Linked DNA regions of Homo sapiens: region 1 is linked to region 2. Evidence: read pairs that join two places in POLR2A ChIA-PET (ENCODE). Cell type or tissue: PC-9. All regions are shown on one strand. Links, peaks and the distances in the headings refer to the core of each region. The heading gives the core; the rest is flanking DNA. Region 1 has its middle 110 kb from the start of C1QTNF9B. Region 2 has its middle 34 kb from the start of SPATA13.

What was found. Peaks named below come from ENCODE experiments on the same cell type or tissue, not always from the same donor. Only the 100,000 strongest peaks of a DNase experiment are listed, where the experiment ranks them.
Region 1: POLR2A ChIA-PET joins it to region 2 with 5 read pairs; 2 of 35 experiments call an interaction of 5 or more read pairs at or near these places.

The regions. Positions count from the first base shown.
Region 1 is chr13:24,002,181-24,018,346 of GRCh38, reverse strand. It overlaps a transcript of SPATA13 not described here. Among named protein-coding and RNA genes, the nearest start is that of C1QTNF9B, 110 kb to the right of the region's middle. RefSeq lists an enhancer at 1,082-1,983. In PC-9, for the core only: no CTCF peak of the experiment used is centred there; a DNase peak (open chromatin) is centred at 10,176.
Region 2 is chr13:24,118,896-24,135,061 of GRCh38, reverse strand. It overlaps a transcript of SPATA13 not described here and the pseudogene IPO7P2. Among named protein-coding and RNA genes, the nearest start is that of SPATA13, 34 kb to the left of the region's middle. In PC-9, for the core only: no CTCF peak of the experiment used is centred there; DNase peaks (open chromatin) are centred at 6,711 and 7,791; H3K4me3 peaks cover 858 bases; H3K27ac peaks cover 2,670 bases.

The sequences.
Region 1 (16,166 bases), core at 4,088-12,087, 120 kb after region 2:
AAAAACGATCTTTTGCAACATTTCTATTTGTCCATCAAAAAAGACATTTTGACCTTACAACTATGAAGTGGTTTGTAATACAGTTTAATCTACAACAGGACTTAAGTATGTCATATTTATGAACACGTGCACATTTCTATTAAAATGTGTTCAACTCTAAGGTTATATTCATCCAGTAACAAACATACAAAACCCAAAACACTCCCAGGTTTTTATCACAGTAAAGTATCTTAAAATGTAAGACTCGTGATTGGTTTTCCACGGGTGTAAGGTGATTCATTTGTATTTGCTTTCAAAACAAAATCATTCCCAAGTTTGCCTATAAATGGATTGGCCACACTAGCAGAACATTTAGTAGCAATAGTGCATATTAATGAAATCCATGTAGGGTCTAAAATTTTGCTAAGAGGAGGCCTCACTTCACAAAGGAAGAAGTCATCTCAAATACCTTGACAGATGATATGTTTTGAAAGTCAAGAAAAGTGTGAAACTATCAAATTTGTGGTGATTTTAACAGTATGTTACAGAGGTAACATATGGATTACGGAGTTAACATACAGATTATACAATCTGCAAATGGAGGTAGGATTTAAAGGAGAAAGAAGGAGGAAGGAGAGGGAAGAACGGACTCGAGGCCCTTCTTACCGAGTTTCTGCACCAGCTACTCTTGAAGACAAGCTCTGGAAAGGAAAAAAATGAGTTGTTTTAGTGCACAGATGTGTGAAAACAGGTTAGCTGAGGTTAAATCGGAATGCCAGACAGGGTCTATCTGATCTAAAAAATATATGTAAACAAAAATGTATATATACATATGTGTGTATATCTTACATATACATATATACACATACAAACACAGACACACATACATCTCTCACATGGCCTTAAGAGCAGAATTTTAGAGCATGGAGAAAAGCTCTGCCCAAGAGATTTAGATTTAGATCACACTGTGCGTTTTCAAGCTCTAAGCCCTGGGTTTCCAATCCTCTGAATTCAGGTCAAGCACGTGGGCTTACGTAGGTTCTGGTTCGGGTCCACCACTCACTTGCTGCACGCCCAGGCAAATTATTCTATTTCTCGGATGAGGATAAGAGAATTGTGAGCATTAACTGAGTTATCGTCTCAGAGCAGTGCCTGGCACGTGTGAGCATGTGTAAATGCATGCTGTTATTTTGGCGATTTGTTCTCTATTCGTAACTCAGGAGTGCTCACTCATCTACTGATGTTACCTCAACTCTCTGCCCTGGCCCAGGGCTGGGCCCCATGGGAAGGATGTCTGCCCCCTGACCCTGTCACCTCCTCCCACACTTCGGGCGCTCCTCACTACCTCCTGCCTTCCTGAGGCTGCCGAGTCTGTGTCAGGCCCCACTTGGTGTTCATCACACCCTCCATGGGCTCCACCATCCACTGTCATTCAGTAACTAAAACTGTATTCATTGAAGGCTGGGCATGAGCCTGGGCGGGGGCAGCGCCATCCTGCACCAGCCCTGGATTCTCTGCACCCTGGGATTTGTCAGGCTCATGTTATCGTGCAGCAGCCAGGCCTTGGGGTGCAGAGCCACCACCCTAGTGCTGAACTGGGGCACAATGCACGTCCCAGAGTGCCTTCCAGGGGCTTTTCTCTGCACAAGGACAATGAAACTTCTGGAAGAGAACACTGGGGACACGCAGCTCAGGAAACTGAGAGCCAGGAAGGAGAGGGAGCGGGGAGGTACCCCCACAGCCCTGCAGGCCATGCCCGGGCCCTGGACACTGAGCCTGCTTAGGAAGAGTCAGTGGAGGTCAAGGTGAACCCAGCGGCCCTGCTTGGCTGTGGGCAAAGAAGGGCACCTTTGAGCCTAGCATTGTGGTTGTGGCCTGCATCATAGCTGCCCAGGCACCAAAGGACGCTCCCAATTCTTCCAGCAAGAATTTGAGAAACGTGAGAAGTCAATTAAAGAAAACTGATGTGACATCCAGGGTGATGTCAGAAATGGGAAGATGTCACATCTGGATCCAAATGGAAATGGTAGCTACTGGGAAACAGCTCTCCCAGCCTCAGGAAGAGCCGCAGCTGCTTCCTGGAGGGCCCAGGGCCACGTCCTGGAGGATGGAGCACTCCAGGGGTGGGCAGGGATGGACCCCACTGGCCTCCACCCCTCACAGGAGGAGCCAGGAGTGGGGTTGAAGGACAAGCCACAAACACAATTCCGGGCAGGTCTCAGGGGTGTCTGAGAAAGACATACGCAGAGTCCCGAGTCCTGCCAGGGACTTGGAACGGGGCTCTGCCATTTTCCTTGTGGAGCTCAGAACCATGCCACGTGTCACTGTGGCTCACACTATTGCAGCCAACACATACACACCGCGTACCCTCCAAGTCACTGTGGAGCCAAGGAGCCGCGACATCCGAGGGCAGAAGGACGAAGGACAGAAGCGTGTCTTTGATGCTCAAATCCCACTGCCTGAGGAAATGCCTCTGTGTTTTAAATTATTTCTAAGAACCAACAACTTCATTTTGCTGATTTAGGTGGGGTCATGAGGGGACTATGACGTGTCACCAGCCGAGGCTCACCTTGGCATGGTTTGGCTGGAAAGACCCCAGAAACGGTGGACCTAGGAATTGGGGGGGGGCCTGCCAGGGGTCGCCCCAAAGGGGAAGGATCAGGAAGGCCGGGGGTGTCCTGGCTGGTCTGACCTTCTAGGGGATGGCAGGGAAAAACCTTCTGGGATGAACCATGAGCAGAAAAGAAGCCCCATGAGTGGGCAATGGTGAGAGTGAAGCAGAGGGGCCAGGTGGCCCCTGGCTCAGGGTCAGGCCTGACTCAGCTCACAACAGGGTCATATTCAGGTTTTTTATTAAATTACTGCTAACAGAGAGGGGATGCCACAGGAGAAACAAGCTTGGAAGCAGGGCTGTCCCCGAAATTAGTTTTTCCTCACATGTACTTTGAAGAAAGGATTTTCTTAAAATGTACAGTCCAGCTAGTTCCTCTCAGCAAAAGGTAAATTGCTAAGGCTTTTACTTAGGTTCTCTATTTGGGAAAAAAATTAAATAATGTCATGTGTCTATTTTGCAGTAAACTCTGGCTTTCAGCGATGTTTTTGCTTATAAGACTTTTTGTATCTATTCATCTCTCGTTAAGAGTCACAGAGGTCATTGTTTACTATAAAAATCCAGTGGCCAGGCACGGTGGCTCACATCTGTAATCCCAGCACTTTGGGAGGCCAAGGCAGGCAGATCATGAGGTCAGGAAATCAAGACCATCCTGCCTAACACGGTGAAACCCTGTTATCTACTAAAAACACAAAAAAATTAGCCAGGCGTGGTGGCGGGTACCTGTAGTCCCAGCTACTTGGGAGGCTGAGGCAGGAGAATGGCATCAACCCAGGAAGTGGAGCTTGCAGTGAGCCCAGATAGCGCCACTGCACTCCAGCCTGGGCGACACAGCGAGACTCTGTCTCAAAAAAAAAAAAAAAAAAAAAAAAAAAAATCCAGAAAGTGCCAAAAAGGGAACCTGGATCTCAGAACTACAGCAATCCTGTGGAAATCTTAACCAAAAGGGAGAAGACAGGAACTGAAATAACTTGTGTGAATAACACCCTTAATTCACAATTGAAATCAGGATTTGTTTCCTCTCATCAGTTTCACTAAACCACTTACCTTCCTTTTAAAGGAAGTTGTTAAATAACAATAGTAAATTTTAGGAGAAGACATACACTATTTTGTTACAAACTAACAGACCACAGGATGAAGGCCTTTACCTGGATGATCCACTTGCACTTAATGAATAAATATATTTTCTCTTTCTTATGATTTTCAAATATTATTTTCTCTAGCTTACTTTATTGTAAGACTACAGTATACAGTACATATAACATGCAAAATATGTGTTCATCCACTGACACATTATCGGTAAGGCTTCTGGTCAATAGCAGGCTATTAGTAGTTAAGTTTTGGGGGAGTCAAAGGTTACATGCAGGTTTTGAAAGGCCCCAGAAACAGTGGGGCCATTTCTGCATGGGGGAAGGGGGGTGTGTTGGTGCCCCCGAGTTGTCAACTTTAGTTATGATGAGGTCATTAGGGTGAGAGCCTAATCCAATATGACTTGTGTCCTAATGGAAAGGGAGACTCTGGACACAGACATGCACACAGGGAGAATGCAATGTGGAGACTGGAGTTAAGCTACCAAGAACTGGGAGAAGGGCTGGGCCCCGACCTTCCCTGGCACCTGCAAAAGGAGCATGGCCCTGCTGACCCTGTGGCCTCCAGCCTCCAGGACAGCGAGGCAAACCATTTCTGTTGTCAAAGCCACTCAACTGTGGCACAGCAGCCCTAGCAAGCGTATACAGCCCCTTTGCGTGACGGGTTTGGAGGCTCTGACTCTAGCACACTCCAGACTTGCACATCGAGTCAGTACAGCACAACAGCTTAAAACAGGCTCTGCAGTCAGAAAGGCCTACAGTCCATTACCTGCTCCCAATAACCTCATGAACAACATGACCAGGCTGAGCTCTGATTTTCTCATGGGTCAAACGGCTATTGACTGTATGCAGCACCCAAGCCTTCGAGGTTTTTAGAGGACAAAATAAATGAACACATGTGGCACTCCTAACACTGCAGACTGTTGACAGCCTGGTCTTCTGGGGCAAAAAAAAAAAAAAAAGTGGAAAAAAAAAAGACTGTAAGGGACAAGGAGCAAGTGGGTGGTAAGGAATGAAAGCGATGGGTGTAGGTTACTCTTTCAAAACATTTTCTCACAAAAGGCAAATTAGAGATCAATAAGATCTTGGAAGAATTCACAAGGTCAGGAAAAAAGTACCTTTTTAGGATAAGGGCGACTTAAGCTTGTGTGTAGATTTCTTGTCCCCATTCTCAGAGTAGGTAGAATCCTGGGCACTGTCCCCAAGCAGTGTCCCAGGTATGGGGGGCAAGGCACAAGGGTGAGGGGGCTGCCCATGGGCCCCAGAGCTGGGACAAACCAGGAGGGAAACTGAGCAGCAAGTGGGAGAGGATCGTCAGCCCAGTGGGTGAGGGAGGGGAGGAACGGGCTGGCAGTGGGCATGCAATGCTGTGGAAGCCAGGGTGCTCAGATGAAATCAGAGTTCCACTTACAGAGCGGGAGCTGAGCTGAGGAGAAGTTCCTTGGGAGAAAGAGCATGAAACAGTGCAGCACGCGTGGGGAGACAGGAAGAGCTCTAAGCCCGTTTCAGTGGGAGAAGAGGAGGCTGAGGTTTTTCCATGTCTGCACAGGTTGCCATGTACCCCCCACCCTGGCTCTGGGCTCAGCCACATGGGCTGCAGCCAGTGGGGTATTAGCAAAGGGGTGACAATGGGCCCTTGGAAAGCTCACACAGTGTGGCTTTGCTTGCTCCCCACTCTGCCGTCACGGTGAGAAGGTGTCGGGCTGGCCTGCTGGATGAGGGAGAGTTGTGGCCTAGGTGTGCCCTGTCCCCAGCCACAGCTGGGGAGTGCCAGCCACAGGAGGGAGCCCAGCCCAAGCCCGTGAAAGCCCCGACCTGCAGACGCATAAACCAAACAGATGCCACTGTCTGCAGCCACGGGGCTCAGGGTGGTGTTCTGGGCATTGCTGTGGCAACACTGACTGTTGCAGTGGGCATGACTGCTCCTATGCCCGTGCCATTCCCAGCAAGGCAGGTGCTGTAATCACAGGCTTGCAGCCTGCACCCCGCCCACCACACACTTGGGGGTTGGCTGCGGAAGACGGGGAGGGAACAGACTCCAGGAGCTTGTCAGGGCAGAAAAAGATCAACCAGGGGAGCCCCTGAGAGGGGAAGACCATGAACTTGATCAACATGGCCAACTCGAAGGGCCAAGTGAGAAGCCTATCAAAATTGCCATATGCTTGTCCTCTCCCACTCCTTGGAGACAGTAGGCACAGCCTTTGTCTCTGTCCTGTTGTACTAGAGGACACCCTAATGGTGTACCTGGGTGGTGTGTACTTCTCAAGATACTGACCAACCACGAGCATCTGCTGGTGATGTCCCCCTGCCTGGGGGCAACCTTGACCAAGATAGAAGAGAGTTTCATCTGTGAGCTGCCCTATGCCTCAGAGGCTAAAAGTATTTTGGTCCTTAAGTAGAAAGTAGTTATCTCTTCTGGAGGAGTCCCTAGACCCTTCTACCAGTGATGGAGGGTCTGGCTGTGACGCAGGTGAAAAGATTCCCCAGGAAAGAGACTGATACCTCTGCAGGCTTTCATCATAGGCTGGTTACACACCTGGCTTCTTGACAGTGTGTTTGCCAGTGACACAGGTCCCTCACATCCTTGCTGGGGCCCATGGTCAGACACAATGGCTGCAAGAAACCACTGCCTTCATCTTCTCAGTAAGTCATCAGCAAGTTTTGTTTAGGGTGGTGGGCAAGCCCCGGTCCCTGTGCCTGTGAGTTTTACAATCCGTAGGGGGAGGCGGAGGTGCACATTGAAGCCTCCGCTGCAAGTTTAAAGAAGAAGGCTGAGCATTCTGGGTCTGTGGGATCATCCCTCATGGTCCCCCAAGTTTGCCTGTGCAGGTGGGCTCTGCCCCTAAGTTCCAGGCCATCTACCCAGGCTAGCACCAGCAGGCTGGACAGATGGCTGCTTGGCCAGAGCTGAAGACTATGTTCTCTGCATGCCCCCTGCCAGGAAGGATGTTGGAGACTCCCAGGCTCCTGCTTAACTAGTAGAGTTAGAGCCTGGTGTTTTCAGCCACACCAAGAGAAGAAAGCAAGACAGGGCCAGTGCCTTGTTGGTGGATCTGAGGGTCCTGGTGCATGGGACATGCTAGTCTGTATCCATATCAGGCCCATCAGGAGCATGGCCAGCCCACAGCTGGAGGGCATCAGCCAGCCAGGACAGGGAGCGTGGCAACAGAATTCCAGGTTCTGTCCTCACCAGCAGGGACACTCTCAACCACCTGCTGCTGGGTCGCCACATTCTCCAGGGGAGGGCAGCAAGCCAGACCTGCCCAGAACGGTCTCAGGGATCCCTGAGTCCTCAGCACTTGGGCCCAGACCAGCTGCGGAACGTGAGACAGCATGAGATGGCCAAGCCGGCCGGCACTGCCTCAGAAATGAAAGGAAGGGAAATTCCTAGAACCAGGTGCTCAGGGTGGATGCCCACTCCCCTGGGAGGCAGGTGGGAGCTCCGAGTGCTGATCCAGGCTGGGAGGTGGCACCCAGGCAAGATGGGTCTCGCTGGGCTGAAGCAGCCTTGTTTTCCTGCAGTGTGGCTCTACAGGGAGGGGCCCACGGCCAGGTGGTCAGGACCTGGGGAGAAACCAAAGCCAAGGTTGCAGAGGAGTCAGCAAACTGCAGAGTGCAGGCATATCCCAGCAGTATGGGTGCAGAGGGAAAGACAGAAGAAAGCAGTAAGGCAGAGAGGGAACATTCCTCTAGGACAATCCGAGGGGTCTCCATCCCCTGGGACCTCAGTCACCAGTGGGGCAAAGCATTTAGCAACCATTTGACATGCTGGAATGGCAAACCATTCCTAGAACCAGGTGCTCAGGGTGGATTCTAGGAATGGTTTGCCAACCAGCACGTCCCATGCACCAGGGCCCTCAGATCCACCAACAAGGCACTGGCCCTGCCTTGCTTGCCAAGACACCATCCAGGCCTTGGGTGAATTGCCCCATGGAGGAGCAGGAGGGAGGGAGGAGTGGGGAGGAAGATTCATGGGAGGAAGAAAGGATGGAGGAAGGAAGTAGACTGCTGGGAGGAGAAGCAGATCCAACTCAGGCCACAGGTGGAGGAGCTTCCAGGCACGAGGGATCAAGGGACTGTGAAAGGAAAATAAATCTTGGGACCCCGAAATCACTAAGCCCAAGGGAAAAGTCAAGCTGGGGTTAGGCAAACCTGCCTCCCATTCTATTCCTAAATAACGTAGCTACAAAGATGAAAAAAAAAAAAAAAAGCTACATACCTCCCTCACAATATGCCCACAAGGAAACTCCTCAAGATCTTTACCCTAAAACAATTCTGCTGAATTTCACTTTGGTGATGTAAAGTGATGGCTTATCTTCACAGATGCGGAACAAAGAAGAGAACTCAAAGTCATCTGTCTGCTCATCTAAGGCAAATGCATATCTGATTGCTTCCTCTGCCCCACTGTTTATATAAAAATGCAGATTCGCTGAGCCAGACTAAGAAGCGACTACTATCCCCTCTCACATATAAATTGTTTAATTCAGTGAAAGGCTGATCATAGATCCAAAAAGAATGCAACCATTTATCTCTTATCTACCTATGACCTGGAAGCCCCCTCCCCACTTCGAGTGGTCCCACCTTTCAGGACAAAACCAGTGTACATCTTACATGTATTTGATTGATGTCTCATATCTCCCTAAAATGTGTAAAACCAAGCTTTACCCTAACTGCCTTGTGCACATGTTGTCAGGACTGCCTGTAAACCAAAAATAAAATTGTAAGCCCCCCAACCATCTGAATGGATGTCTCCTCTTGGCCAAGGGCATTCCAAAGTTAACCTGAAAAAGTTATTTAGGCCAGGATGGAAGGGAGGTAAGACATGCCTCATTATACCCTCCTCCTTTTTGGAATTCAAAAAAAGCCGACCAGAGTTAACATCAACAGACCTTAAGTCTGATAAGAAACATTTACAATCTGTTTTCTCTGAAGCCTGCTACCTGGAGGCTTCATCTATATGATAAAACTTTGGTCTCCACCACCCCTTATCATCCTAACCCAAACATTCCTTTCTATTGATTCTAGGTCTTTAGATAGTAACCTAACTCTTTCAATCAATTGCCATTCAGAAAATTTTAAAATCTACCTATGACCTGGAACAATCCCACACCCTGCTTCAAGTTGTCCCATCTTTCCAGACCAAACCAATGTACATCTTTACATGTCTTTGACTGAAGTCTCATGTCTCCCTAAAATGTATAAAACTAGGCTGTAGCCCAACCACCTAGGGCACATGTTCTCAGGATCTCCTAATGGCTGTGTCATAGCTCATGGGTCACTCATATTTGGCTCAGAATGAATCCCTTCAAATATTTTACAGAGTGTGATTCTTTTCATTGACAGTAACCTTGGCAAAATAAACTTTCTAAATTAATGGAGACGTATCTCAGATACTTTTGGTTCACAGGACCATGGGAGAAGGGTGGCCCTCCTTGCTGGACCAGCTGAGCCTCTCACTTCCACATGGTGATGTCTGGGATGCACTGAACTAAATGTGTCAGCTCCAGGAAGAACCAGAGCAGAGTTTAGGTGGGGATAGCAGGCTGGCTGAGGTTTTCAGGGCACCCTCAGCAGGGCCTGGCAGAGTTCTTGGGTACCCACAGCAAAGAGACCTACCCCACGTGATGGATGGCATGCCCCTGGCAGCAGAGAGCCCGCTGGCTGAGGCCACTGCTCAGCACCTCTTGTGCTGCTCCTTGTTCCTGATTCTGTTTGGCAAGAGCAGCCCCCACCTCCCGCACTTGGTCCCAGAGCTATGCTTTCCCCCCTCTTCCCTCCTCCTTGGCTGAATGGCTGTCTGGGGCCTGTGGGTCATTCCATCAGTGAGTCATTTTCATGGACAGGAGCTGCAGAAGATAGGCCTGAGAGCCATCAGGGGATGGGGGCAGTGAGGTAGGAGTACATGGGGGTGGACAGGGAGCTGGGGGCCAAAGGTTTCCAGGTCTCTGCCAGGTGACTCACAGCAGATTCACCTCTGCCTTCCTCAGCTGGCCCAGGCCTGCTGCCTCCTCCAGTGTTCCCCTTCTCTTCATATTAAACACAGCTTCAGTCCACACTCTAGATTGCTCTTTTCTTTCTTGATCTCTCTCTCTCTCTCTCTCCCCTCCCCTTCTCCTGCTCTCCTGCTCCCTACCTCTTATCTGAAGTCACCACCAACAAGACCGTCCACCTGGAGAGCTGTGGAGGGGCTGGGGGCACCGCCCTCTTTCATGGTGGCCCATGACGAAGGCACTAAGAGCTGCCGGCTATGGAGCATCAGCGTCAAGATCAGCCAGCCCCAGGGACAGGGCCTGGCCATTCCAGCTGGACAAGGAGTCAAGGCTTTGCAGGTGTTCTCTTTCTCTGAGATGAAGGAAAACTGAAAGAAGAGCCCCTCAGCCCACAACCTTCAGGAGTGAATTCAGGTGCATTTTCTCCTGAAATTTACAGATAACCTGGTCTGATCATCAAGAGCTTTAGGTGACTGAAATCTCTTTATGTGTTGTGCAATAAATGACCCGAGGGCACACAGTGTGTGGCTGTGGTCACAAGCTCTCCCTCAGCACACCAGCTTGAACCTCCTTCCTTAACCTTCACAGGGACACACACCTGGGTGGTTCGGCTCCCATGAGTGGGGCTGCTGCAGACAGGAATCATTCACACACTTTGCAGCCTGGTCTGCAGAGCAGCCTTTGGGCCGCGCCTGCCTCCATTTCCCCCCAGGACTTCTGGGTTATGCTTGAGGTAGAGCTAATTTCTGTCCTTTCTTGGGGTGGCATGTGCACCCAGATCATGATGACAATAAATACTGTTTATTAAGTCTCACCATGCATTGAGTATATGTAATATTTCATTTAATCTTCACAGTGAATGCATGAGCTGAGTAGTACTGTTACTCTTAAATTTAAAATGAAAAAACCCTGGCTGGGCTTGGTGGCTCACACCTGTGATCCCAGCACTTTGGGAGGCCAAGATGGATGGATCACTTGAGACCAGAAGTTCAAGACCAGCCTGGCCACCATAGCCATTTTTAGTAGAAAAGCTGTCTCTACTAAAAATACAAAAAATTATCCAGGTGTGGTGGTGCCACCTATAATCCCAGCTATTCAGGAGGCTGAGGCATGAGAACTACTTGAACCTGGGAAGCAGAGGTCGCAGTGGGCCAAGTTCGCACCACTACACTTCAGCCTGGGCTGACAGAGGGAGACTGCACCTCTAAAGAAAAAAGAAAAAGCCCCAAGCCTTGCAACTTAAACATCACCCAGCTTGTCCCTGGTGCAGCAGGATTTTGAACCCAGCAGTCAGTCGCCCCAGGGGCCAGCTACTGACCACAGACATGACACCCACTCACTGAGCCCAGTCCCCTCCACAGGCAAGCCTCACCCCTCAAAGATGCAAGCAGTGGCCTAGCCTGGCCTTTCCTCTGACCAGAGGCTGGCCCTAAACATGTCACTCAGCAGAAGGGTATTAAACTCTGCAGAGGGCTCAGAGCCTCAGGGCCACCAGGCAACCGGCACAGGCCCTTGCAATGCTTGGCAATCAGGAGAGGCACTGACAGAGGTGACTACAGTGCCAGAGGGCAGCTAAGGGCCAGCAGGAAGGTCACACTCAGCTGAGGGGACACTGGACGGGAGGCCTTGTGCACAAGCTGGCCTTCAGACTGCATCCTAGAGGAAAGGGGGCTCCACACGGAAGGAAGGAGGGGTGCACAGGATGGGGGAGGCTGGCCCAGAATGACAAAACTGTGACAAAGCCCAGGCAATGCCACAGCATCCTCCTTCCAGAGAGGGGCTTCGTGTTAATTGCCGAGCGGGGGCATCCTCTCCCCCTACACCATCGACGTGGCTTCCCTGCGCTCTTAGAGTAAAATCCCAGAACAGCAGCCCTTGTCAGAAGCTGGCACATGAATGCAAGGGCACCAGGAGCTTGGGCTGCGTGTCCCGGTGCTCTCCCAGCTCCACCATGTGTAGGCTGGCCTCATTGCAACTCAGCTCCCCAGCTCTTAAAATGGGACCATAGCCGTGCAGGCCCCTAAGACAACTGTGGTGACCAAATCAGCCGGCACCTCCCAGAGTTAGGGTCCAGTCAACCACACCTGCAACTGTGATGAATTAGTACTTGGGCCGGCCTGGCCTGGCCTCTATTCGCTCCTCTGCCGCACCTCGTGCCCTGAGCCTCCCAGTTTGCTGTGTTCCTTTTTCAGTTCTTTCGCACATCACATTAGATGAAATGGGGACATGCTGGAAACATGTTTGTCTTGTCGTTGTCTGACACCGTTGCTCATTTATACTGTGTACAGATTTTATTCTATCACATTTGCAATCTCAAGGAACCTCATGTTATGAAATGCTTGAGGTGCCACGAAGGCCCTGTGTGTTTACCTGCTGATGAGTTAGTTGATCTCATGAACACTCAAGAGTGACATCTTATGAATACTGGGAATAAGAAAACTTGTAATACAAAAAACCACTAATGAACACTGACATTTAGACTTACCCTCTATACCCTCCCGGATATGCTTTAACATGTCAATTATTAACCTCTCACCTAATAATAGAATTATGGTGGTTACTCACAAAGTGGCTGTCTCTCCTCTGCAGCTCACACTGGAAACTGCAGGAACACAGCAGGCACCTCCGGCTGCTTGCAGCCCAGCCAGTCTGACCCTGGCCTTCTCAGGGGATGTCTCCTATCCCGAAGCATGGGTCCAAACAGAGCAATTGTGTAGCAGAACAGGTGATGATTATGCAAGAAACAGTACGGTCTTTTAGAAGATCAGCTCTAAAGGTCAAGGGGGTGGATGTCTTTATTAAGAAGGGAAAAAAATGTCAGCTATGCTGCTGTGTGCAGAAAAAGGAATCCACTCCTCCATTGACAAAAATGCCCATGCTGCATCTTGCTGAGCCTCAGATCTAGCTTTCAGGGTTGTGGCAAATCTAAAAGCACATGCATTCCTCAGAAAATGCCCCTCTACAGCTCGTGTGTTCTCTGACCCTTTACATGACACATACCAGCTGTTCTTCACATTATTTGAAAGACACTTTTATGAACTCAGATCTCCCCCATCCCTCTCCCACCCCCTGTCCCCACACCTAAAATTCAGGAGTTCATCCCTTTACCAGGGAAGAAAGCTGTATAATGGCCCTTTTTCACCAAGGATTCCATATTCCCCAAAGCATCCTTAAAACTGTAGTTTCCATTTTCTCCCTGCATACACTCCATTTCTCGTACTTAAATATGAGCTCCTGTCCTGGGCTTACCCTGCTAGGCACCAGGTGAGCACTATATTCCTGAGCTGCTTCTGTGGTCTAAGAAGCAAGGCAACCCTCCAATTCATTGAAGATCTCCAATTCTCGCCTCTAAACATACAAGTATCTTTTAGGAATGTGACTTCATAATCTATCCAGATTTAGCAAACACGGTAAAAATTTAAGAATCAAAACAGTTTTCAAATGTGAGCACAATAGCCAGGCTACCAGAAAACAGAACTGATTTGCAATTAAATGCTGATGTCATCTTTCAGCATCTGTTAACTTCTCCCCTAGCGACTCAGAGAAAGCAGAGTTCTTCCAAATTAAGGACTCTCAGAAAAGTACTTACTTTGAGAAACTCTTAGCTCTTTTAAAATGGAAAGCAATGTGGCAAAGATAACCTATATGTCATGAAAAAGTAGCCATGTAAAAGGGAATGTAGATTCATTTTCAGATGTGCACAATGAATTCATTTGATTTATTCTCACAGACAGTAAATAGATTGTGATGATAATAGGACAGCTAAAGCCAAGATGTGCAATTTAAGCTTTCACTGCAAATTTGATAATGGGAAGGGTTTGTGGTTTAATGTGGGGGTCTCAGGTGGCTGGCATTTTGCTGAGTATCCTTTTGCATCTTACTATTATTAGCCTACTGTCACTGTAGACTCTCCCACAGCTTTCACGGATACTGTGACTGAACATAATTTGGGAAGATAAATCGTATGGAATGTAAATTTTCAGCCCTGTGTGTATGGAGCAGTCTCGGAATTGATTTAATTGATGCACTGTGCTGACCACACCTGCGTCTTCCTGGGGCAGGGTCTGTTGCCCACAGCCAGCTCCAGGACACCCAGGAGAACTCCCAAGGAAGGAGCACCTTCATAAGGGGGCAGCCCTACCCTCCCTGAGTCCCGTCTGCGCCCCTGTGAGGAGCCCCTCACCCCTGGATGGCCACAGAGCTAAGAAAACCCCTTGGTTTTCCTAGAGAACTAGAGAGCCGGGAAATAAACAAATATACTGTGGTCCATCCAACCTGGATGAGAGAAATCTAACAATAAGTAAGCACAGTTGCCACACTAACTGTCAACACTGCCGTAAATGGTATCTGTTCAAAGTGCGCAGATAGGTGTTGGTACAAGAACCGGGATTTCACTCCTGACTCTTTATTGACTGATGACTGCAGAGCAAAATTGTGTATCTGCTTTTCAATTTCATCTTCTAATAATTCATCTTTCTTTATGAAATTTACAAACTCGGGGTTCATGATGCTTTGGAGATTTTTTAAAGCCGTGTTTCACCAAAGACAGAGACATGCTACCCTAGGAAGGAACCCAAGTCCCTGAACGACCTTGAGGACAGACCAAAGCCCAGGAGTGCCCACCAGGAACTATGCAAGGAGACAAGAGTCAACTTCTATATTTAAAAGACAATAGTAATAAGTGCTGTTTCTGTGTGTATGTATATGAAGCAAGTGTACAAAACAATGCTGCAGGAGGAGGGGGAGTGTGGCTGAAAAGGGACTTCTGCTGTATTGGTTCTTGTTTAATGGGTTCTGTATTTGCTGATGTATATTGTGTTTTTTCCCACGTCTCTAATATTGTATTAAATATGTGAGTCAAATCAAGTATAGAACAAAAAGGAAGTATTTTAAAATCATTACTATAATGGATAATGGCTGATGTATAACGTAAAGACAAATACTTTTGCAAATATTTTGCATTAGTTAAAAAATGGACTTTCTACAGTCATAATACTCTGCTTCAATCTAAAATTGCTTGAAATGCATTATATGCAATTAAATCTGTATTCATTACTACTAATATAATACGAAAAGAACTGAATACACGATGAAGGTTCTAATCTTAGTTCTGTTTCTTTTAAAATCCTAGGTTTTCTTAAGAGAAACTTGTTATCTTAAAGCCTTTACATGCTTCCAAAGAAAAAATTACGCATTACTTGCTTTGTGGCACAGCAGCCTTAATTCAGGTTCCTCATGAAGACATGCACAGTACCCTTTCCTGTGTGCACTCCATTCATTATTTGAATTCTCAATCTTTTTACCACCTTCTCTTGTAAACCTGCTGTTATCTCATGGCTCAGTAATGAAATTGTTACTGGTGTCAGAGAAGCTGTGCTTAGTTTAGGATTTCTGTAATGGAAACATCAAAATGGCTTAATCCAACACCTTCTCTGAGTGATCTGGCCTAGGCACTCCCCTTTCTATCTATAGGTACATCTAAGCATCCATACACACACACACACACCCCTGCATTTATAGACCAGCGTGGGGAAAATGCTACAGACAGAACCATTGAAAACCAGACAGATGGGATTTTGAATAAAAGGGCAAATGCTGTAGTTCGGAAGACTGAGTCAATGGCCACAGGGAACTGTCTGCCCATACACTCCTGGCCTGAGATCATAGGGAGAATTAACAGAAGAAGAACAAATGATGGCAATTTTCTCTGTTCACCCCCCACATTCAGAAAAAGAAAAATATTTCATTGAGCCACTTCTAAGGACATCAGAAGCGAAGGTTCCAATAGGGCCCAATCACCCAGGGATGACCAATGAGTTTGATTTTACAACACTGTGTATGGGGAAAGACAGAGCTGGATGGGTTCTACGTCCGTGCCTGCCAAGTAAGGACTGCAGAGCAGCAGCGGGTAGGAAACCTGTTTCCATCAGAGGGTACAGCCAGTGCTTGTGCTCGGGGGGTCACAGGTGCACTGGATGCTCTTCCTTCCTCAAGGAGCCGGACGAGGCTTGCGGCAGTCCTATTCCAAGGAGACTCCAGGAACTGGTGAATTCGTGAAGCTCCTGCAGTCTAGTCAGTCCAACCAGGAGGGATGGGGAGACTCAAAGACCAACACACTCACCCCCCTGACCAGGCCTCAGGCCACTGAGGCCGATCTGGTGTTTCCCTAAGCCAACCGTGCTTTCAGACACAACCACCACCAGCTCCTCTACTCCTTCCCCCAGAGTGTGTCACTCTGTCCCCTCTCTATGGAATGCAGAGCGACTGTGACATTTCCCTCCTACTCGAATTCGTTTGTCAATGCTTCTGACTCTGAACACTCCAAGACGACAGAACGTTTTCATCTACCTCCTGCCTGCAAGCCCAACATGGAGACTGGTAGATACCTGTCATTCAACATGTTCACCAACACGGTTTTTCAATCACAGGCATAGTGTTACAGTGAGCTATTGAATAGGTGGATGGACACATACATGACCATCATCTTAGACCTCTGCT
Region 2 (16,166 bases), core at 3,310-11,309:
GAATCTATCCCTGTCTTTTCTTTCTGGCTTGTAGATGGCCATCTCGTCCCTGCATCTCATGACATCATCTTCCTTCTATGCATAACTTTGTGTCTAAGTCTCCACTTTTTTAAGGACACCAGTCATGTTGGATTGGAGCCCGCCTTAATGACTTCATCTTAACTAATTACCTCTGCAATGATCTTATTGTCAAATAAGGTCACATCCTGACGTTCTGGAAATTAGGACTTCAACATGCAAAATTTTGGGGGACACATTCTGTCCATAACAACGAGTGAAGCTCTCCTGAGGCCATAAAATCACTGAACAAAGCCTTCATGTTTTCTAGGCTCAGGGAGCAATGTTGGTACTGGTGAGGGCTGGAACAGTGGGTCACGACCAGCTGCTCTTACAAGTCAGTGGTTCTTAAATGAGTAAAAGCCATTCTGGTCTATCAAGATGGCATATCCAGGGTCTCTACTGATGTTCCCCTGCTACTCCCCGTGCTAAAAAAACAAACCAATTTTCCTCTCTCCTGGAAGCATTTCCCATTGGGATGCTTTGCTAATCCAGGCCTGGCTTAAGCTGCCAAAAAGAGATGTGCTGCTCTCGGCATCCATACGACCTCTATGTAGCAGGCGCACCCCCACCCATCTGCCTCTGTGATAAACAACAGCAAGAAGTCAGCCGGGGGCTTGTTCGATGCCCTGAGCAGCGCACCAGAATCTTCCAGAGGATAACTACTCACTGGGAAGGGGGCCAGGGCTTACACTTTTCATGGTGTGGTTTTAGGGTACTTGGAAAAGCCCCAGAAACCAACATATCAAATCTACTAGGCACTGTCTACCATTACTCCCTGCATAAAGGCAGCGAAGTCCTCATGCTGGGGAGAGAAATTCATTGGCCCAAACCCACAGCCAAGGACACAGCTTTTGCAGCTCTCTTGGCATTTCTCACCTGGCAGAGTTCTATCTGGGTACCATTCTACCTTGTCACTCCGTTTGGACCATTTGCTACATCTTCCTACCTGCTCCCCACCTCCCGCCAGCAACCACACTTAGCACAACCTCTGGAAGGCATGCAGAAAGAGCCTTCCCCCAGGGGCTCGACCCAGCCCCCTCCTCAGACAGGATACATGAAGCGTTGCTCACGAAACCCCCACTCTGGATGCGCTGTCTGATTCTACGCAGGCTGTCACTTCTTCTGGAGGCCACATCCTGGGGACTCGCTCTAGTGCCGATGATTGTTTGCCCTGTCCCCTTGCCCCTTTGGACCATAACTCTGTGTTCTCTTGCTATTTCCTTTTTGTGGCCCCGGCACTATTCTGCCTCTCCTCCCCTGTGCTCTGGTTCTGTAGGTATGGCCAGCTTCCCCCACAGCTGTCTGCTAATATCTCTGCTGGGCTCAGCTCAGCTGGGCCTCCCTGTGCTGCACTCCACCTCCTCACATGTTATGGTCCATCCCACACACACCTTTACGCCTACCTACCACCTGTTGCCTGTCTCTAGCTATTGTGTTTTACCTGCATGACTTGCTTTTTTTCCCTCATCTTCAGGCATCCCTAGCACCTGCCCGAGCTCAGCAGGGGTATCTAGTTCCAGGGCCGACCCTGTCTGTCCTTCCTGTGCCCACTGACATTAAGCTTTCTGTAGCTATGGGCAAAGGCACTGAAATTTACAACGTTTAAATACACAGAGAAATATAACTTTATTTTCTATAATAGATCTCAAATGTCCCAGGAGCCACTATTTCCAACTGGGCTTACACAATCTCTACCAGATGAACTTAATCTCACTGGGCTAAGTACTTAGTGTTTCACATTTCTCTTTCCCTTCAACCTGTGCAGAGAGGAAGTTCTGTGGTGGGGCAGTTTGATCTCTGTGCTATCATCTGGTCTGTATAGGCTGCACAGTCTAATCCCACTGGGCCTTTGGGTACCAGGATCTCTGGCTACATCTGCTGCTGGACCCACCTGCCCGCTGGAAATACGTGGGAATCCATTGCTAATGTTGGCTCCTTCCCTGGCCTCAACTGTCATATCATCTCCAGGTGTGCTATGTATGAAGTTTCCTTTCCTAGACTTGTTTTTGTTTGTTTGTTTGTTTTTGAGACAGAGTCTCACTCTGTTGCCCAGGCTGGAAGTACAGTGGTACAATCTTGGCCCATTGCAATCTCCACCCCCCAGGTTCAAGTGATTCTCGTGCCCTCATCATACTGAGTAGCTGGAACTACAGACGTGTGCCACCACGACTGGCTAATTTTTGTAGTTTTAGTAGAAATGGGGTTTCATCATGTTGGCCAGGCTGGTCTCGAACTCTTGACCTCAGGTGATCCACCTGCCTTGGCCTCCCAAAGTGCTGCAATTACAGATGTGAGCCACCATGCCCGGCCATCCTTTCCTAGACTTTGAATTCCAAACACCACATTTTCTTAATGTCTTCTCTTAAGCCTGGCCTTACTGAATTAACCCCTTTCTTTACCTTCCTAATAATGTTAATACTTTTCAAATACTTTTAAATAATTTTAGTTTCAACACAGTCTGTGAGATGTTGTTTTGGCAGTTAGTTTACCCCCAATTTGAGGCTTGGGGTCCTAGGTGGTTTGCCTAAGTCACACACTCATAAATAAGGACAGCCAGGACAGAGCCAGGACTGAAACTCTGGCCTCTTGGCCTTCTGTCCAGGGTCTGATATATTGGAGTACAGCATAAATTAGGACTTGGTCCAGATGGCCCTATGAAACTGAAGCCTGAGCATGATGGCTCAACTGAATAGAGGTTCACTGTTCTCCTATAACAGAAGATTTTTTGGGGGAAGTCATTCAAGGCTGCATGGCAGCTCTGCAGTGTGATCAGTTTCCAGGCTTGTTCTAGATTTCTCTTCTGTTACACTTAGCATGTGGCATTTATCCTGTAGCATTAAGATGGTTCCTACTTCTGCATTCCAGCTCTGTGCCCAGGGAGAAGGGAGAAGGGCAAAGGGAAACAATCCAAGTAACACATGTCAGCTACTTCTCCTTCAAAAAGCATTCTCAGAAGCCTCAGTCTGTCACTCAAGCGCATCTCATTGGCTGACCTTGGTCACACAGTCAACCCTAGCTGCAAGGGAGTCAGGGAAGCTGTGTGTTCTAAGCTGAGCACATTGGTACCCTGAGGGGATATGTGAGCTGTTATGAGGGAAATATGGTTGGCTGTGTCTGCCACAGCTGCCTACCTCTCTAATCTGCCTTCCCTTGTTTTATGTTGCTATTTAACACCCTGCCTTCTCATGTCCTCATCCTCTCTCTTCCCAGTTGCCACCCCAAAAGTGTTACAATTTCCCAAGACAGCCAGGGTCCACATTGGTTGTCCCTATCCTTCAGCAAAACTCCTATTTCCTCAGATAGATGTTAGAGCAATAATCTAGTCATTTGTACAGCTGTATGAAAGCTGTGGCTTTCCAGATTTTCTGTTATATTTTCCACTTCAAGTACATGGTTCTGTTGTTCTCATAAGCCACTGAAATGTCTTGTAAATCTTGACATTTCAGCATCCAAACTTTACCTCCTGGACACCTGGAAGTAGCACAAAATCCTTTTATCTGACTTGTCTTGATTTCTAGTGATTTCCATGCCCTTGGAGGATTCTGAGGTAAACAAGATAAGGCGCTTCAGTGCCCAGGTCAGGTAAGTAGAGATGCTTCGGGTAGATGGTTTTGTGAGTCAGCCCTGTGAGAAGTCAGCTGGTCCTTGGCCCTGGGGTAAGGAGGGGCAATGCTTTCTGCACAAGTCCAAGAAGCATCATAGGAAAGAGGACTAGCTGGTCAAGACAAGATATGCCCATACGTGATGGAAATTCCTTTATCTCTCTCCTATAAACAAATGCACAAGAACTTAAAAACCCCAATAAACATTTGTCTCTTCAAAGCAGCCACCTAATAAGTGGACTTAAATAATACAGCTACTGTTCAAAGCATTTTTATAATTCCTTTTCTGGATTACTTTCAAGCTTATATGAAAATCTCTTGAATTTCCTTACTGAACAATCCTTGTCCTTTAGGATGGGTTTTATTTCAGAAAAGGAGGAGACTCACACGAAGGCAAGTAAGTGAATCACGATGAAGCCAGAAAGCGTCCCCCGCTCCACCCCTGTGTAAGAACTCTGTCTCATTCCTCCGTAGCTCATCAGAGCTTTCTTTTCAGCAGTTTAACCTGCAGAGATTCCCGGCTCCTTACATTACATATGTTAAGCCTATAGAGAGAAAAATAAAGGTTTTAAAAAGCAGTCACCATCTGAATGGGCACTTATTTAGGTCCAGGAAAATAGCGTGTTTGCAGGTTCTGTTGATTTCTGTCTTCACAGTCATCTGGTAAGTGGTTACTTCTTCACATGTGGTCTGTGCTCTTTCTAAACCACCGTTAAACCGTCAGCATGTTATCAGCACAAAGAACTATTCACTTCACTTAGGGAACATGGACATGGAGTTATTAACCCCATAAAGCTGGCCACCTTTAAACTTCTGATCTTGTCTGATAAACGCCTTGTTCCCATGACGCTAAACAATGAGTTGAAAGGTAGTCAATAAATCAGAACACTGACCCCTCCCACGTACTTCTGCAGTTCTCATCAACCACGCTTTGCCTTTATCTCTGACCTCTTCCCATTTTCTCTCTTCTCTGATTCATGCCTTCTCTCTAATCGGCTGGGTCCTAGACTGTGCTTTGATTTGTATTTGCCAAACAGTCCCCTTTTGATCCAGTTACAGGGAGGTGCCTGTACATCAGCTCACACTGGGAACGAGAAGAACTGGGCTCTGCTCACTTAGTCCTAGTCCCACTGGCCGTGTGTGTGAAGCCATGGGCCAGCCCCTGGCTTCCAGGGTGGACTCCCGGGTGCAGGGGCTTGTGACTGCCCTGAATGATTCCCTTCACACGAAGTGCTGAGCACCCAGGCAGGGTGCAAACCTGCCTCAGCCAGGACAGACCCTGCAAAAGAGGGATGATATCAGCCTGTGTGTTCACCACCACTCTGGGCAGAAAGAAAACATCCTGAAGGAAAGGGCTGTGTGGAGTAGCCTCCTGGCTACCTCACCCACCTCTTTGCACTTCCCTAATCCACAGAGGACCTGGAGGGACTCCCAGGTGAATTTCTCCACCCGGGAGCAGTACAGGCAACCAAAGGCTGGGACCCCAGGGTCCTGCGAGGTCCTAAGGTTATTAATCCCCCACCCTTGTCCCAGAGCTGTGGCATGGGGCTTCAGCCCAGGGGACACGGACAACAGGCACAACAGCACTCACCATACAGGGACTGAGGCAGGCTTTGGCCACATGGTAAGCTGATGCCAGGCAAAAGTTTGTCTTATGTCCTGAATAATAACTATGTGTCCATCACACAGCCTTTGGGTGTACACAGCCTATTTAAAGCAGAAACAGACAGAAATCTGGCCAGGAACCAGAAGCCACTAGCTCTTCCTTTGATTCCATACATAGGGTGGCCCTGCCCGTCTCCTCTGACTTCAGGCAGGCACCAGCCAGGTGATTCAGCCAAATAACAAACCTGTCCCTACTAATTTCAGGGTTAGGCCTCCAGCAATCCTCCGGTCTGCAAATCACCCTCTCCCCTCCTCTAACTCCAGAAGGTTGAGGGCCATAAGAACTTTAAGTTTAAACTTTTTCTCACATCCTCAACGATTCTCTGGACAAGCCTTGTTCTGTGTGTTTTGGCAATTTTTTTCCATCCTGAAACATGGAAGTTAAAAATAATTGAGCATGGGAATTGAAGGATGAAAGTCAGATCTGGGATTCCCTTTCCCTCATGCTCACATGGGACAGACGCTGTACTCAGACTTTGATGGTTGGCTGCTCCTCTGACCCCCAGCATTCAGCGTGGACTGTGGAAACCCACCCGACACTAGCACCAGAGTCTGGACAGTTCCTTTTTTCAGCCCACACCACCTGGACTTTGGATTGAAAGCCCATGCTGCAGAAGCCACTTCTTTAAAGTATAGGATCATTAGAAGTCAGCCTATCAGAGGAATTCAACAAACAGATGGTGCGGTGCCACAGGGTGACAACAACAGAAAGGGTCACTTACCCCGGTGTAGAGTTTGTCACCCACTTTTGCAGCAGTCACACAGATGGGCTGTTCTACTAAGCCTTTAGTGGAACCAATCATTACTTGATCTTGGGTGAGAAAAAAAAGTATAAAAAGGTTTTAGCTCACTTGTTTTCTTGCCAGATCAATTGGTAATAAAATGACATTTTGCTTGCAAGAAATGTAAGCACAATGCGATTATTCTACAAATAAGTGCAAGTGGCTAACCTTAGGTACGTATTTTTTAAGGGAAGTAAGCAGTTTTTTTTTTTTTTTTAAATAAGGTAGGACTTTTTTTATGTTTAAATTCTCCTGAAATATACTTTTTGGTTCTCTTGCTCCCGGGAGTCCTGTTTCCACAACAAGGCCTGTCCACATCAGCGAGGAGTGTTAGAATGCAGATTTCTGGGGCCCGGCGTGGCTGTGGAGGCCTTAGTTTGGGATGCCGAAAGACAGGCTATTCTCAGAAAGCTACCTGAGGCCTGAGAAGCATGACCTGGACCCATGCACTTTCCTAATGGCTCTGCCCCACCATTTAATTACCTCTGAGCAACACCCTTCTCTTCACCTAGCTAGCCAGAAGCCAGAAAAATCTGACCGTACATTGGGGTTTGAATAAATTAAAGTGGATGCATTAGAACATCTTGAAACCTTTGCAGAGCAGGTTAGGCAAGTTCCAGAAGGACAGACCTGGCAGAGCATTTCTGGTGATGAAGCCACAATGTCCTTTCCTGTCCCACGTGTAGGTCACCCCTCCGGGCACAAGGACAATGTCCAACTGGCCATTGTGGAGTCCAATTCTCAGGGCAGTGGGCTCGATTCTGGGACAGTCCACTCTACTGCTGCCTGTAGAAGGTGCTTTCTTCCTCCGAATAAAGCCCCAGGACTCCAGGATTTACAGTTGATATGTCAGAGGCTCAGTCCATCCAGAGCCTTCCCTACAAGCAAAAAGCTTCCCCACCCACCTTGAAGAAATTCACAGACATCAAAAGATCATTGTGTGGCACATGGGTTAGCCCTTGAATTACAGAGCAATTTGCTGTCATTTACTGTAAATGCTGTTCGTTCATTACATCATCATTCTGCCAACGGAGGCATGAGGAGTACCTGGATGCAAACTCAATTCGGTAGGAAGAGTAAGAAATAAATGAAGCTGTACCAGACTTGATGCCTGTCTTGTTTTTATTCCTTGCTGTGCAATTTAAATTTATGATACCATTGTCTTTGAACTTCAAATGTTAAACTTGCTCACAAGTCAGTATTTTTTGCTTTTTTTCAGAACCTGATCACTGTTCAGCAACCATTGATGGGCGCATATTATCTGTATGGAGATTTACCAATGCTTTGTGAGAAAACAAAAATGCCTGTTCTCAAGAAACTTACCAGCTATGGGCTGGAAGGCTCTAAACTGAACTTGAATGACTCATCACAGTCATCTCATTTCTTGAGCTCTTGCTGTGCTGGAGATCTTCTGTCTCCTTGGTTCACTCTATGGTTCACCCTTCTCCAGCTGCTGTCCCCAGAGGCTGTTCTCAGTAGACTACCTACGGGGGCTCCCCTACCCTCTGGCCTCTGGTTGGATTTCAGCAATGGGGAGGGAGCCCAGGCAGGGAACTGGAGGGAGAGAGAAGGAAATGACGCTGGTTGTCAACTCCTCCCTGCTGGTGTCATTGTGGGATGGCTTTGTCTCTTGACTAAAGGTCACACAGTACCTGCAAGGCAGGTTCTGGCAATGCCCTACTCCCACCCCCTCAGAGCTGGAGAGGGTGGCCTCACTGCTACCAGCCTGGGTAAGCTCTGTCCCTGTTGCTTCCTACCCTGGCCACACCTTTGTAAATAACTCCCTTATTAAACAGTCCTCTAGTCATCCCCCTTCCTGCCAGGATTGACTGGCATTTCTACCTCAACACTGGTATTCTCCACTTAAATCCTCAATGCTTTAAGGAGGTAATATTACTAACTTCATTATACAAACCTCGGAACTGGTCTCAGAGAGATGAGATAAGACCACACATTAGATAACAAATGTGAAAGGATTTAAACCCATTTTTGTTTGATTTCACAATCTCCAGTCTTCCCATTATGATCTCTAGAGAGAGAAAACGTTTAGGGTAAAGATTCCTAGAGCTGCTAAGTTAATAATAAAAATAATGGACTGAGTGCAGTGGCTCATGCCTGTAACCAAATCCCCAAGCTGACAGGCCAAGGCAGGTGGATCTCTTGAGCCCAGGAGTTTGAGACCAGCCTGGGCAACATAGTGAGACTGCATCTCTACAAAAAAATATAAAATTAGCTGGGCATGGTGGCACACACCTGTAGTTGCAGCTACTCAGTAGGCTAAGGTGGGATGATCCCTTGAGCCCAGGAGCTCTAGGCTGCAGTGAGCCATATTCATACCACTGCACTCCAGCCTGAGTGACAGAACCTGTCTCTGTCCTGCGCCCTGGGAGTCTGTCTCTCTCTCTCACACACACACAAATATATATACGTAAATGCTTATTTTTCGCTCACTTTCTCTTGCCAGGGAAACTCCAGAATAGACACAATTGTCGTGGGTTTTAAGGGACATGAAGGAGAAAGTTACCCAAGTCCAACATCTACTGAGGAGCAATCTGTCAGCCCCACAGGTCAGAGCAGAGTGTGGCAGTCATAAGTCCAAGATCTGCTTGTGAGTCCCTCCATTTCCCATTAAGTTAATGCTGTGAAAAACTGTTTCATTGGCCTTAGGCTGTACCCCACCTCCAGCTACCCCTCCCCCAGACTCAATCATGGGTCACAGCCGCAAAGGCTCCCCATGGCTCCTGCCCCCATGACTTCATCCTGGAGAGGAAGTCCCTGTAGCAAGTGAGGGCAGAGAAGTGAGTGGAATTCCAGCAGGATCTTGCAACAGACTGGGAGTGGAGGAAGATGCTTTCTCATCACTTCTAGAATGCATCAGAAAGGAAGATGCAAGACTCTCGCCTGTTTGATACAGGGCTCCTGGCTCCCCTGCTCTATTCGTACCTCCCCAAGAACCACAGGGCCCAAGCCAGGAGCAGAGCCAAAGGCAGCTGCTCTCAGCTGCAGGGAAAAGCATAGGCAATAGGGAACATTTGAAATCCACATTCCAGAGTGGGCCCCCTTTTGCCTTCCATTCGTCTTTTCCTTACTCTTCCAGTTAATTGACCAGAAGTTTAATGAGCACCTATTGTCAACAACAGCACTAGGCTTCCTGTGTCCTTCTGCCTCCTGGTTCCTTTTTGCTCCTTCAAAGCGCAACTTTCCTTGGGCTGCCCTCCTCCTTATTCCTCACCTCCAAAATGAACTCTTGCCTCCTTCCTGCTCCTGAGCAACAAAAACGTCCATCCCTTGAATCTTGACAATCTCACCTAAGTCAAGGAAGAATTCCTTGGCTAGTAATTCTCACTAGGTGAACTGAGAACTCTGCTTAATTCTCCCTCGCTCCTTAAACCACTTGGTTGGTGAATTTTAGAAACTGTGCTGGGGGTGGTTTAGGTTGGTCCATACGACCCCTGAAGGGATCATGTGTATTCTGTATGCTGAAGGAGGTGTGGAAAAGGAGAAACCTGCAGTACATACCCTCCATGCCCCCTGGTTCCTGCCTTTGCTTTGCCTCTTGCCTACACTCTGAGGCTTGAAATGTCCTAAGTTTCTTTTCCCAAGACAATAAGGTGAGTCTCATTAGGAATGACAGGAAGTTTCCCTACTCTAAGTCAAGGGGCTCCTCCCTCTCCCGCCGTGTTAGGAGATGCAACTCCCAGGCTCCTCTGCTGAAGAAAGCAAGAGACGTGAGCCCTGAGCCACTAAGCACCGATTCCAGAGCCAGTGTAGCGGCCTCTCCACGCAAGCTGATGTTATGCGGGAGCAGAAACTAAGAGCCTCACAGAGGGTATGGGTCCAGGGGTTGGAGAGAAAGGAAACAAATGGCAGAGAGGAGAGACAATGGGGCCATTGGGAGAAATACCGGGGAGAGCCCCTGCCTTGCCTGACATTCTCTAATGTTTCCTGTCTGCCACCACCCGCTCTGACCCTATGAATGAGTTTCAGTTCCTTTCAAGCACTTGATCCTTGACCTGAATGAGACTTGGTTCTACAGATCTAGGCAGGCAGGCAGGCTGTGATAGAAAAAAAATAAGACAAAAAATCTGACAATATGCTAGTAACATCTGATCCCACTGCAAACATTCAGACTAGTCTATGTGGAATGTAAGAAACTAACAAAATGGACCAACAATTGATGATGTAAAAGTAGTGTACACATTAAAAAAAGAACAAACCTTGGAGTAATTATAACTCCTGTTCATTACAACAGACAAAAGCAGTATCTATACAATATAGAATTGCTAAACCAAACTTGGAAACTTCTGTCAAGTGGGCTGTTTAGCTTTTGAAGAGGTAGAATGCCATGTCCAATTAGACTTGTTTGATGGACTATGACTAAATTCACCTCCAGGACTGCCATTCTCACCAGAATCTAGATGAGAGCACTGCGTCCCACCAGGCCATCCACCTTCCTTCGAGAAAGTCTGATACTCTGCAGCTGCCCTGGAAAGGCACCTTGCCCTTCTATCCACCTTGTCCTTCTGTTATGTTAGACACTGACGGGGCTCTACACCTCGACTGTGTCCTGAAAGAGCTTTCAGCAACCTGCTCCCTGGGAGTCTGTAACTTAAGAGAAAGAAGTGTGGCTGTTACCTTCCTCATCTTATAGATGAGAAATGAATGAGAGAGATTCTAAGGTGGTGTCAATAGACTACTAAAGACAACAAAAACACATTTTAATACACCAAACAAATCTTTAAAAACCGAAAATCAGTTTATCATCAGCTCCTTTCTCTGTATGAACTCTAATAACTGCTTTCTTTGGTGAATTTGTATGTTGCTGGGTGCTTAGAAGACTCTGCTGCCCAGGCTTAGAGGAAGCTGGTGACGATTCTGACAAATCCCATTGCTTTCTGTGTGTCCAGGACCCCAGGCCCAATCTTTCCTAGCTGGAGCCAAGCTGGACGGCACCAGCATCTCACAGGGCCCCTGAGCCTTCCTTTCCCATGGCCAGAGTCTGCCCAGGTTATCTCAAAAGCCTGAAAGAGGAAATGAGTTAGGGAATTAACAATGATCTCTGGGTGGAGGAGTTTTATTTTCTGCTTTAAACATTCCTGTATATTCCCCAATGGGCCTTCACTGCCTTTGTAATTTTTATTAATCAAGGAGTTTCTCATGCTCTCACCTGGAAGAATCCAAAGCCCCATATACAAGGCATTATCCAAGATGTTATTTTTCCACTGATGTGCTATACAGATGCTGATGAGGAACTTTGGCAAGAAGACCCTTACGAATATATATGCATGAAGTTTGATGTGTTTGAAGATTTCATTTCTCCTACCACTGCTGCCCAGACACTTTTGTTTACAGCCTGTAGTAAGAGGAAAGAGGTACTGCAAAAGACTATAGGATTTTGTTACCAGATTCTTACAGAACCAAATGCTGACCCTCGAAAAAAAGATGGAGCCCTGCATATGATTGGCTCTTTCGCTGAAATACTTCTGAAGAAAAAGATCTATAACGATCAGATGGAATGCATGTTGCAGAATCATGTACTCCCCCTCTTCAGCAGTGAACTAGGCTACATGAGAGCAAGGGCTTGCTGGGTAATTCACTATTTCTGTGAAGTGAAGTTCGAAAGTGATCAGAACCTTCAAACAGCCTTAGAGCTGACAAGAAGATGTCTGATTGATGATAGAGAAATGCCTGTGAAAGTGGAAGCTGCCATTGCCCTTCAAGTATTGATCAGCAATCAAGAAAAAGCTAAAGAATATATCACACCATTCATCAGACCTGTAATGCAGGCTCTTCTTCATATTATCAGAGAAACAGAAAATGATGACCTTACCCATGCAATTCAGAAAATGATCTGTGAATATAGTGAAGAATTTACTCCTATTGCAGTAGAAATGACACAACATTTGGCAATGACATTTAACCAAGTAATCCAGATGGGGCCAGATGAAGAAGGTAGTGATGACAAAGCAGTTACTGCTATGGGAATTCTGAATACACCTGACACGCTTCTTAGTGTAGCTGAAGATCATTAAGAGATAACCCAACAGCTCGAGGGAATCTGCTTACAGGTCGTTCCTACTGTTTTACAACAGCATGTCTTAGAATTCTATGAGGAGATCTTCTCTTTAGTGCACAGTTTGACATGACAACGAGAGTCTCCACAGATGTGGCAGCTACTTCCCCTTGTATTTGAAGTCTTCCAGCAAGATGGCTTTGATTACTTTACAGATATGATGCTCCTCCTTCGTAATTATGTAACAGTTGATACAGACACACTTCTGTCTGTCACCAAGTATCTTGAAGTGATATACAGTATGTGCAAAAAGGTTCTTACAGGAGTTGCAGGAGAAGATGCAGAGTGTCATGCAACAAAATTGTTAGAGGTCATCGCTCTGCAGTGCAAAGGGCGTGGCACTGACCAGAGGAACCGGGGAGTGATGAAGATGATATTGATGAAGATGGGCAAGAATATTTGGAGATTCTGGCTAAGCAGGCTGGTGAAGATGGAGACGATGAAGACTGGTAAGAAGATGATGCGGAAGAGACTGCTCTGGAAGGCTATTCCACAATCATTGATGATGAAGATAACCCTGTTGATGTGTATCAGATATTTAAAGCTATCTTTCAAACTATTCAAATCGATAGTTTGAATAGTTTCAAACTATCTTTCAAACTATTCAAAATCGTAATCCTGTGTGGTATCAGGCTCTGACTCACCATCTTTCTGAAGAACAAAGAAAACAGTTACAGTATATAGCAATGCTGGCTGATCAAAGAAGAGCAGCCCATGAATCCAAAATGATTGAGAAGCATGGAGGATACAAATTCAGTGCTCCAGTTGTGCCAAGTTCTTTCAATTTTGGAGGCCCAGCACCAGGGATGAATTGAGTTATCTCTTTCTTTCCTGCTGTGTGATTGTAGTGAAGAGCTTGTGTTCGTCCTAGCAGTGGTTCCAGAAGTGGTTCATGTTATCTACTCTAAACTAATGATGAATAGATGGACAAAAGAAACAACAACCCCAGGAGATGGGACCCGATCATGCAACCTGGCACTGGAAAAGAAACCAGCGGGATTTTGGGGGATCGAGGGGGATGGGAGGTACCTTAGGGGGCATATTTCTTTATTTTTTGAAGAAAGGAAGATCCTGACTGTGAAGCTTCAAAGTGACACTGTGGAAATCTGAAACACGAGGGGATGTCATGAAGGCAGCTTTTCTTTTTCTGAGGAAAGAATAGGCAAGGGCTACAGGACTATTTAAAATGTCTCATTTGCAGTATAAAACTCAAAGGTAGATGTAATTTTTACACCTATGAGCATTTGTCCAATTTCTGTCTCTTCCTCACCATTGGGTATCTATTCTTTATATGTCAATAAGATAAGGTAATCTGATAGCTTTATTCAATCTTCATCATTTTCATTCATCATTGTTCCTATGTAGATTATTGGTCATTTATTGTAGCACTACATAACTGATTATAAAAATCAGGAAATGAATTGGCACTTTCATATTGAAACAAGCCTGCTAGCCTATGTATAAAATAGCAAAATGTTTGCTGTTTATAAAAAGATGTAATGGGGTGTGAGGCAAGGGTAATTTCAAGTTATTAATTGAAAAACGAACTAGCAATTTTGTACCTGCTGACTTTGTGGTGCGCTCACCTCTGATAGTGACTTGAATTCGGTATGTAAAAAGGGTTTAGTGGTATTTCATTGCTGCTAAAAATGACAGCTCCCTCTGTGTCCTCTTTTCTTAAAGCTGTCAGTGTACAAGTGGGTATTTGAATACCAGACCTTACTGTAAAAAATAAGAAAGGTGGTATCTAGAGCATTTAATTGGATATAAAGTTCTACTCTTAAGAGTTGATCTAAGGGTATGGCTGAACATCTATATATGCAATCTATTAAAAGAACTTAATTCAGAAAAAAAAAGAAAAGAAAAGCAAGCAAGCACTCCTACTTCCTCGTTATCGTTTGTTATCTTGCAGTTTTATTCCTCAGACCTAGACCCCAGGAAGCTTCCCACAGTCAGTACCATCCACTCTTTCGTGACAGCGCAGTACCTGAGTTCACCTTTGTGAATAGAACTCAGTGTACTTTTCCCTCCAACCATGTTTAGCCCCATTTCTTCTTTTAAACTGTAAGTACCTGGTAGGCAATGAAAACACCTGGCAGCCTCACCAGCTTCTAAACATGTGCAAGGACTTTTTAAAGAGGATACCTTAATTTTGATTTTAAGCTTTTGTAATAACAACAACCCTTTATGGAGCATTACTTTGTGCCAATTCATAAGCATTAATATTTCACCTTCATGGAACCCAGGAACTGGATAATACTACTGTCCCCCCTTTTCACATGAGAAAACAGAGGCAGAGGGTGGTATAGTGGCTCACCCAAGGCCAGGCAGCTAGTGAGTGGTGTAGCCAGAGTTTGAATCCAGGTAATCTGACCCTGAAGACCATGCTCCTGATGTGCAAAAGGTGGAGAAATTTAACTCCTTTTACTTAACTCCTACTGCTGCTGCGCCTGATAGGGACACAGGCAAGTAAAGACAGCTTAGCCATACATCTTCCCCAAAGAAAAGCAACACAGCCAAAGTGTCAAAGTTAGTGACCCAGGCGACTTGCCCAGAGCGTCTGCTTGGCAAAGACGTGGGTCTTTCACAGTCTGCAGTGTTTCCCTGTAGTTACACTCCAATTTCTCAATAACCATTTACTAGGAAATTAAACAGTAGTAGTAGAATCCTGATTTTTTTTTCAGAGGCGGAAACAGAATCCCAAGAGTTTCCGGGGAGGGAGGAAGGAACAGAGGGAGACAGGGCTGAGGACTGCCTAAGTGCCTGATACAAACCACAGCAGGCCTGCACCTGATCCATCTGCCCCAAAGACAGAGAAATAAACAGATCAATGGAACAACGGCCATTTGGTGATTGTTTCTTGTCACTCTGTGGGGGTGGGGCTGGGGATGGCTGAGAAACTGCAAGCTATCTGAAGAAAACTTCTGCATTTGCTCCCTCATGGAAAAGCTAATGGGAATTCTGTTTAAACAGCATGGTGTTTACTATCAGGACATTGTCCCAAAGCATTCTCCTAGCATGCATAGACTGACGGAGAATTAGCTCTGCCTGCCATGCACGGTGGGGGCTGGCCGGGTCTTGGGCCTTGGGAAGCTCTCCCAGGCTTCCTTCCTTGGCAGCTACTGCAGGAATCCTGAATTGTTTACAGTGAAGCCAGGAGATAAGACCCTCACCGCAAGGAGTTCAGATTCTTTTGCTAAGTTAGAAGACACAGATGAGACAAAGCTTGCAAAGGGGCTCTGCTGTTCTAAGCAAGTCATGGGCTGCCTTTGAGGACCCTTTAGAGAGCTGTGGACACCATGCAGAGGTTCTCACAGATGTTTACCTCAGTTGGAGCAAAAGCATTCTCCAGAAGAAGCTCTGAGAGATGCCCATGAAGGTGGTATCCTACATGTCTGGACCCACTGAAAAACATCTAGCAGCTGCTGAGTAAAAATATGGCTTGCAAAGTCAAGTTTGGTCAATGATTTTTTCTCCCTCAATATCAATTTGAAAACTTTTCTGTTGAATTTGTATACAATTTTTTTCTTTTAAAATATTCCTGGGAACATGGCTCAAGTACCCTTTTTTTTCCTGGGCCCACCACAAACTGGCCATGTTATTCTGAGCCAGGTGCTTAACCTCTCTAAGGCTCCATTTTTCCCTCTATAAAATGGGAACATAAGTTAGTGTCAGCCGGGCGCGGTGGCTCACGCCTGTAATCCCAGCTCTTTGGGAGGCCGAGGCGGGCAGATCACAAGGTCAGGAGATCGAGACCATCCTGGCTAACATGGTAAAACCTTGTCTCTACTAAAAATACAAAAAAAATTAGCAGGGAGCGGTGGCAGGCGCCTGCAGGCCCAACTACTCAGGAGGCTGAGGAAGGAGAATCACTTGAACCCAGGAGGTGGAGGTTGCAGTAAGCCGAGATCACACCACTGCACTCCAGCCCGGGCAACAGAACAAGACTCCATCTCAAAAAAAAAAAAGAAAAGAAAAGAAAAA